Linked DNA regions of Homo sapiens: region 2 is linked to region 1. A link is a loop called in an ENCODE intact Hi-C map of the cell type or tissue named here. Cell type or tissue: thyroid gland. All regions are shown on one strand. Links, peaks and the distances in the headings refer to the core of each region. The heading gives the core; the rest is flanking DNA. Region 1 overlaps SYNPO (synaptopodin). Region 2 has its middle 64 kb from the start of NDST1.

Evidence for each region. Peaks named below come from ENCODE experiments on the same cell type or tissue, not always from the same donor. Only the 100,000 strongest peaks of a DNase experiment are listed, where the experiment ranks them.
Region 2: it touches region 1 in a loop (4-fold over the local background); 101 of 110 quality-filtered maps call a loop at or near these places.

Annotation. Positions count from the first base shown.
Region 1 is chr5:150,650,052-150,654,433 of GRCh38, reverse strand. It overlaps SYNPO (synaptopodin), which reads right to left. Exons shown (of 3, transcript NM_007286.6): 2 at 4,131-4,382. Among named protein-coding and RNA genes, the nearest start is that of MYOZ3, 9.0 kb to the left of the region's middle. RefSeq lists an enhancer at 2,316-2,817. In thyroid gland, for the core only: no CTCF peak of the experiment used is centred there; no DNase peak of the experiment used is centred there; H3K27ac peaks cover 451 bases.
Region 2 is chr5:150,570,336-150,574,717 of GRCh38, reverse strand. No RefSeq gene overlaps it. Among named protein-coding and RNA genes, the nearest start is that of NDST1, 64 kb to the right of the region's middle. RefSeq lists an enhancer at 1-824. In thyroid gland, for the core only: no CTCF peak of the experiment used is centred there; no DNase peak of the experiment used is centred there.

The sequences.
Region 1 (4,382 bases), core at 72-4,071:
GAAGCTCAGAGGTGTAAATAACAATCTAGTGTGTTCTGCCCCACCAGGAAGTGTGTGTGTGTGTGTGTGTGTGTGTGTGTGCTGCTCAAAGGCTACATGTTTAAGCGGTTTGAACTGGTTTGAAAGTGGAGGGCTTGGGAATCCCTGCCTAACATGTATCTCCTGAACTTTCCAACTGTTCACCCAATCAGATTCCAGCAATAACCAGTCCACCTTGCCATTTAATCCAATCCAAATTCACTAGCAGTCATCCACCAGAGTTCAGAGCTAGCCAGTCCATTCCATGCTTCCTACCCGATCAAAATCTAGAACCATCCAAAGATTTATTCTTTCATCCAATCAGTGATCAGCCATAACCAAGCCAGTCATCCTCTCATCCAACTGAGAGTCTTCTAATTCCTCCCAATCCAAAGGAAATAGACACCAATTGTATGTTTTATCCAAACAGAATGTAGCAGCTGCTAGATGAGCCCAGACTCCAAACTGGAGCCCTTTAACCTAAAGAAGAATGTTATACAACAGCCTGAGCAGGACATTTTTCATGGGATACTAATGCTGGAGTGACCCTTAGAGACTCCCTAGGGACATCCAAGCTCCCAGTCATCAAGCTGAAAGTTAAGGCTCAGCCTGGGATCCCACTGTTTTCTTCCCAGGGTCAGAATTGTGTATACATGAGCCAGAGACACTGGGAGCTTCTCTGTGCCAGTGGAACATCCCAGTCAGGCTGGCCGCAGAAGGCAGACCCCACAGTTTAGGGAGAGGAGCTGGGAGGAAGGTCCCAGCTCCAGGGCTAGAAGAGGAGGGCTAGGGCCAAATGCCAAATCAGGGTGGGCTCTGGCATGACCCAACACCTGACCACAGTGCCACCCTGAGCAGGGAGGTAGGGCCTAGAGTTCATGACCCAAGCCAGTCAATAACCACCCAAGGCAGCGGAACCTGGGGTCTTCAGCCAGGAGAGTAGGCTGCACAGGAGAGCTATGATAACTACCTAAAAATCTCTAAAGCATTGTTTCTGCCTTTGGTGGCCACAAGGGGAATGCTGAGGCCAACAAGTGGAAGAAATAACAATTCAGCCAAGACTACAAAACAGAAGGGCTCAAACGGGATTGAATGTTGAGGGCAGTGGTAAGCAGATCCCCATCATCTGGAGATGGGCCAGAGCCTGACCTCACCCTAACAGCCATGCCTGGGCACTGACTCTGTGTGTATGTTTTTGAGTCGGGGGTGTGCACAGTACGAAAAGGCTGCAGGAAATCAGAACTGTTCACTTTCTGACAGAGAGCTCAATGCACCGTGCACACCAGAGCTCCTTGGGAATGCGGTGGGTGAAAATTCAAAAAGTAGCATCCACTCAACCCAACCCCAGACCCAAAGCAGGGCACATGTGTGGGGTGAATACATAAGTAGAACACAGTCAAACCTGGACTGTCGGAGACCAAATGGTCTCTGACCTCCTTCTGTAATCCTTTCACTGCACAGAAGGGGAAACTGAGGCCCAGAGATTGGAAGAGGTTGTCTGAGGTCACACACGAATCAGATGCAGACCTGGGGCTAGAACCCAGCTCTCCTGACCCTTGATGGCAGTTCTTTCCTCCCCACCAGGGGCAGAAACTCCATGCTTTTAGGATCCAGACAGTGAAAACAATGGCAAATGTGGGAAATGGCCAAATTTAGATAATGGGGAGCAGGGAGGGGACCTGAGGGAACTGGAGAGCGAATGCTGGCTAGAGGAATTTCTATTCCACTTGTAAAGAACCCAAACAAACCTCAACGAGAAGAGGTAGTGCATTTTCCCCAAAAATCCTCTAAAGTATTTTTGGCCAAACTCTGAGGGAAGGAAAGAACAAAAGGTTGCGATTTGCACAGGGTTCTGGCTCCCTGAGTGCTGTAGAGAGGAAGCCCTCATTTCCAACCCAGCACACGTCTGTACCAGTGCAGAACCAGACACACGGCAGGTGCAGGCAGCACGCAGGACACAGCCACACTTTCACACACAGTAATTGAGCAGGCCCACTCCACTTCCCAGGCTAGAATCAGGCAGGAGGAAGGGAACCCTGACCCCTAGCAGCACGGAAGAAAGAAAGAAGCAAGACGGATTTGAGGCAGAGTGTATTGAGAACATGAGAGAAAACAAAGTTGGGGGCAGAGCTCAGCCTGGCCGCAGGAGCTGCAGAATGAAGGGCGGGCTCTTCCATTGGTGGCCCTCAAGGGTAGAAGGGAGCAGGGGTCCAGGGCAGGGGCTTCACTCTGTTCTGGGAGAGGCCAGGCCTGAAGGAGCTGAGCTCACTCACAACTCCCCCACGCATACCCCCTCGATCTGTGTGAAATGAGCTCACTAAGAAGGCACCCCTGTTCCCATGGAGACAAGCCCAGAGCTCACAAAAACTGCAGGCTCAGCCCAGCATGGGCACTGCCTCCACCACCCCTTGCCCCACTGGGGAACCCAGAACTAGGGCTGGGAAAGAGAAGTGGGTGGTCCTCGGCCCCCAGCCTTGCGAAGCTTCCATCTGAATCCTGCCACTTGTGTCTGTATTCTCTCACCCCCCACAAAGCCTGGTTTGGTCGGGGGCTGTATCATATCACCTCCAAAAGTGTCAGAGGCGATGGGAAGTCTCCAGCTACCTGACTTAACACCCTCACTGTATGAATGTGGAAACTGAGACCTACAGACACACATGCAGTTGGTCTGTTAGAATCCAGGTCTCAAGTCCCAGATTTTCCTCAAAATTCTAAGATCTCCTCTGTCCCTTCCCACTGCACTGCTATGCACCTGCCCCAGCTCCTGCCATGCTCCTACTGTCCCCAGGCAATCCTGAGCCTAAGCCAGCCCAGCCCAGCCCAGCCCAGGCATCCCTTGGCCTCCTGCAGCAGCTCATTCCAACCCTTCCCTCACCAGGTCACCCTCACAGCCATCTAACGCCACCTGTCCTTTGGCAATAGCCCATTTCCTTTCTCTTTCTTCCCAGGGGACTGTCTTGTCACTTACAAGGCCTTTCTTCAAAGCACCAGCCTATCCTCTCAATCCTCACAGATTGTTACAGCTAGAAAAGCCCTCCTTGTATAAATGATAAAACTGAGGCCCAAAGAGAATGTGAGTGGGCCAAAGTCACACAGCAAATGAGAAGGTGACATGGGACCGGAACCCTCCTCTCCTGCCTCCCCCTGGGCCCCGTTCCACTGCGCTGAGGTGGCTTCTTTTAGTCAGGCAGATCTTGGTTGAATCTGAAGCCAAAACAGCCAATGGATACATGGCTAGGGGCCACCCTCCCTGTGGCACACCCACATCTGCACAGCCCCCTACAGGGCTCTCCTTCTCCTGGGGATCCCCTGGGACGTCCCCCACCCCTAGAGCGGTGACAGCAAGCCAGGTAGAACTGGGGCTGAGGCCTGGGCCCAGTGATCTCCCTAAAACAGAGCCAGGCCTCAGAGGGGGCAGGAAGAAAAGCGTCAGACAGCAGTGGTGGGCCGAGTCCGCAGCCAGCAGAAGGACCCTGGAGGGGAGCGCAGGCGGAGGCGAGGCAAAGCTCTCTGAAGCAGCGGAGAGGAAACGGTGTCCAGAAGGCAGAGGCAGAAGAGACAGGCCCATGGAGGTGAGAATCCAGCAACAGGAAGAAAGACGCCAGGAGCTTGAGCCTCAGGAGGGAGGCCCCCCTGGGGCAGCTGAGGAGGCAGACCCTCGGCTGGCTGACTCCACAGGCACTGGCAGGCTCTGTCTGCTCCAGAAGTCCCTGTTAGGATCCCCTTCTAGGCCACTCCCCCAGCAAGACGCTGGCATCAGACTCTGCATCCCTACAGCTCACAAAGGCCAGAGGATGCCCCTCTACCGCATCAGGGCTGCCAGACAGTTCTCTCTCCATGACCCTCCTCCCCGCTCAGACATGGAGTCCGACCCCTGTTGTAGTAGGGGAGGGGCGGCTTCAGCTCAGAGAGGGGAGGCGACTCGCCCAAGGTCACAAAGCCAGCTGGTGGCCGCATCTGACCTTGAACCATGGACTCCCCATTCTCCTCACTCAGCTCTGTGCCATTTCCTGCCACATCTGCTCTCCATCTGGCCCTCAAGGAGGGGAACTTGACCGGCAGTGGGACCCCCGTGGGGTTCGTTACTTGAAGCAGAAGGAAGGCTTCCACACCTGAGCCTCGATCCCGGCGTTCCGGGTAGAGAAGGAGGGCCTGGGGGCCTGCTTGGCTCGGGGAGACCACGCCCTGGAGGGAGACACGGGGGAGATGTCACCGCCGTAAGGAGGGCTCACGGCAGTGGGCTGCAGGCTGTCCTGGCCGGGGGAGGTGTAGAGGCCCGGTGAGGAGCGCGAGGGCCGAGGCAGGGCAGGAGATGGAGGGAGAGCCCCCTTGGGCAGGTTGGGCACCAGGTCCAAGGAGCTGGG
Region 2 (4,382 bases), core at 239-4,238, 80 kb after region 1:
AGCTTCAGACAGTACTAATTAATGTTTATTGAGCAGTTACTAGGTGCTGCACCTGGGTGTTTCATGCATAATCTCATCTAATCCTCCTTTTATGATTGTTTTCATTTATGTAGAACAAAACTATGACTCAGAAAGGGTAGGCAACCAGGCCACGGCCACACAGCCAGGGAGAGGCAGAACTGGGATGCGACGCTGCAGATGGAACAGCTCCTGCTGTTGCCTCAACTCCACCCACCCTGTGTCCTGTAGAGGGAGCACCATTTCCCACAGGGGTGGGTGGCACTGGGCAGCCTGCCTGGGGGAGCAGAGAGTGCCTTCTCCTCGGGCCTTCAGTGGACGGAGCTGTCTCCCTCACTGGCAACCCTGCTCAGCCTCCCTTCCCTCCCACAGAGCCTCCGAAGGCCCCATCCCAAGGGCCCAGGACCCGTGTCCTCCTCCCTGCCACTCTCCCAGCACCCACCAAGCCTGGCTCCTGGGTGTCTGAGAAATTATGGGAGGGAGTGAGAAAACATCAAGGGAGGGCCCTAACCTTGTCACGCCTCTCCTCACTGAGCCATCATGGCGGTCCTGTCATGTGGGGTAAAGTACAGACTCCTGTAACCCCTGCTGCACCCCTGCCCCTAACCTCCACCCTGCAGACTAAGGCTTTCAGCTCCTCCGCGGCGCTGGCTCTGTCTCTCATCTCCAGGCCGTGCTCATCTTTCCCCCTGCCTGGGACCCTCTCCTTTTCCACCCTGGCTAACTTGTGGTCCGAGCCCCATGCACTAGGATGACTGTGTGAAGCCCCTCCGTTCCCCACCCACCCCCTAGAACAGCCCCTGGAGCACTTCTGGGAGCAGAGCTCTGGGACCTCTGGGAGTTGCTCCAATTTCAGAATCCATTTCTGCAGAGGAAGGACTGCATCCTCTTTCCTCTGTTGGAGATGGGGACATCACCTTTGCAGACTGGTTTTCTCTCGTTCCTCTTCAAATTCAACTATCTGCAGAGCCGCGGGGGCTGCACTCACATGCCCACATGGGTGTCACTTATCAAGCTATGCTCCCAGCCTTTCAGTGGTTCTCTGAACTCAGCTGAGACCATTTCTAGAGGACTGTTTAAAGAATAAGGCATCCTGCTGTCTTCTACATAGATTAGGATGTCCCCCTCAAGCTGACTTGGCCCAGCTAAGAACCAGGTGAGCACAGCTTATTGGGTGCTCCCCCCACCCAGGGTCTCCCTGACCCCCCTGTCCTTTGGTATGATGGGTCAGCGAGGGCCATTAGGGAAACAGCCCTGTGGAAATAACTATAAACACGCTCAAAGGTTAAGCCACAAAAATGTTCCGCATAGCTTTGTTTATGATACTAAAAAATATCTAGAATAACCCACATATTCAACAATTAAATAAAGTGCGATACATCCATAAAATGGAATTCCATAAAGAGGGTTATTTAACAACACCGAGAGATGGTCACAATTTATCTGTAAGTGAAAAAAGCAGATTATAACATCTTATGTTGGAAGAGGAAAACCTCCAGGCAGTTCAGTGAACGAAACTGAGGGGTGTAGAATGAGGGGTGCTTCAGGGTGCAGACTTGGAAGCTGGAGGCCCGGGTCCTCCGGCAGCCTCTGCCCCCTTGCAGCCAAAAGACTTTGGGCCATTCACCAAACCTAAAAAGCTAGAGGTGGCCATCTGTACAATTGGGATAATATTGTACATACAGGCCGGGCGCGGTGGCTCACGCCTGTAATCCTAGCACTTTGGGAGGCCGAGGCGGGTGGATCATGAGGTCAGGAGATCGAGACCATCCTGGCTAACAAGGTGAAACCCCGTCTCTACTAAAAATACAAAAAATTAGCCGGGCGCGGTGGCGGGCGCCTGTAGTCCCAGCTACTCGGGAGGCTGAGGCAGGAGAATGGCGTGAACCCGGGAAGCGGAGCTTGCAGTGAGCCGAGATTGCGCCACTGCACTCCAGCCTGGGCGACAGAGCGAGACTCCGTCTCAAAAAAAAAAAAAAAAAAATATTGTACATACAGACATACTAGCCACTTAGCACACTGTGTGTGGCCTGCGACAGACATACAGACTAAGCATGCAACAGACATTATAAACATCACGTATGGGCTTAATTCCATATTATGGGTGATTTTCATTTTCTTACATTTGCCTATTTGTATTTTTTTTTTTTTTTTTTTGAGACGGAGTCTCGCTCTGTCACCCAGGCTGGAGTGCAGTGGCGCAATCTCGGCTCACTGCAAGCTCCGCCTCTTGGGTTCACGCCATTCTCCTGCCTCAGCCTCCTGAGTAGCTGGGACTACAGGCGCCCGCCACCATGCCCGGCTAATTTTTTGTATTTTTAGTAGAGACAGTGTTTCACCATGTTAGCCAGGATGTTCTCATCTCCTGACCTCGTGATCCACCCGCCTCGGCCTCCCAAAGTGCTGGGATTACAGGTGTGAGCCACCGCGCCCAGCGCCTATTTGTATTTTTAAATTTTTCTGCGATGAATGTTATTAATTGTATTAACTTAAAAAGTAAAAGCAAACATGACCTTACAAGGAAACAGCCCAATGGAACTCATTCCTGTGTTAATAGCCAGCATGTTGTTAAGGACATTGCTTATTATGCTGCCCTAGTGAGATTTCCTGGGAGAAACTATGATCTGCTCTTGGAACCAGGAGGCTTTGCTGGTCACACTGGCTGCCTGTGGGCTTCAAACAGCTGTGTACCTAACCTCAATGCCCACTGTGACAGAATTATTTAAATAAACTATGACACAGCTCTACCATGTACACCAGTTTGTCATGTACATAGGAGAATATCTGAGAGATTTCCACCAAAGGGTTAGAAGTATTACTGGGGGACAGGAAAGAGGGGGACATTTGAGCCTTAAATTTTGTGCACTTCACTAATGATTGCAATTCTTTCACAATAATCTTGTATTATAATCAAAATAGAAATAACATAATTTGATGTAGTAGAGAAATATTTAATAACATATAAATATGTTGACAATTTATTATGATTTAAAAGAGTTTGTAGGCTGGGCGTGGTGGCTTATGCCTATAATCCCTGCATTTTGGAAGGCCAAGGCGGGTGGATCACTTGAGGCCAGGAGTTCAAGATGAGCCTGGTCAACATGGTGAAACCCCTCTTTTTCTTTTTCTTTTCTTTTTTTTTTTTTCGAGATGGAGTCTTGCACTGTTGCCCGGGTTGGAGTGTAATGGCGCAATCCTGGCTCACTGCAACCTCCACCTTTCAGGTTTGAGTGATTCTCCTGCCTCAGCCTCCTGAGTAGCTGGGATTACAGGTGCCCGCCACCATGCTCGGCTAATTTTTTATATTTTTAGTAGAGAAGGGGTTTCACTATGTTGGCCAGGCTGGTCTCAAACTCCTGACCTTGTGATCCGCCCACCTCAGCCTCCCAAAGTGCTGGGATTACAGGCAGGAGCCATTGTGCCCGGCTGTGAAGCCCCCTCTTTACTAAAAATAGAAAAATTAGCCAGGCATGGTGCCACACACCTGTAGTCCCAACTACGTGGGAGGCTGAGGCATGAGAATCTAACCACTTGAACTCAGGAGGTGGAGGTTGCAGTAAGCCAAGATTGCAACGCTACACTCCAGCCTGGGTGACAGAGCAAGACTCTGTCTCAAAAAATAAAAATAAAAATAAAGGAGGTTTGTAAAATACAGTGTATGCATATTCTCCTTTCTGCAAAAACAACTTTATATATCAGACAGAAAGGAAATGTCCTAAAATGTGAAACATGATTATCCAGGGTGGTGGGATACAGACATTTAGATTTTCTTCTTATGTGTCTGTATGTTCTAAAGTTTCCACAATAGAGATTTATAACTCTTGTGATGAAAGAAAAAAATGCATTTTCTTAAAAGGAAAGATTTGGCCCCAACTCTCCCCTGCCTTGAGTGCCTAAGTCACGGCAAACTCATTCTTAGCCTTCTCGCCTCCTCGCTCCTCACCTAGGCGTGTCTGTTTCCGTATGGGCCACCTTGCTGTCCTTCCTGTGTCCTTGTAAAGGGCCTGAAATCCTCGTTAGAACCAGGCAAGGCAGAAGCCAGGACACAGGCCCAGCCCACTGCTCAGCGTCCAGTGGTCCCCCAACCACCCGCCGCCGCCTCCTGGGGCATTGTTCTCATTAGTGGGGATGCAAAGCAGACCCAAAGGCGGAACTATAAACACCAGAGGCAGAGACCCATAAACAGCTGGGTAACCAACTCCAGCTGTGCAGATGGGCCCTGGCCACACTGGGGGGCAGATGGGGGCTGGGAATTGCCCTTTGCCTGTCCTCCTTAGGCCATGAGCTGCCAGGAGCCGGGTGGGCACCACTAGTTAGAGAACTGGAGGGTGGAGGGTCTGCACAAACCTAAGTGAGATTACATG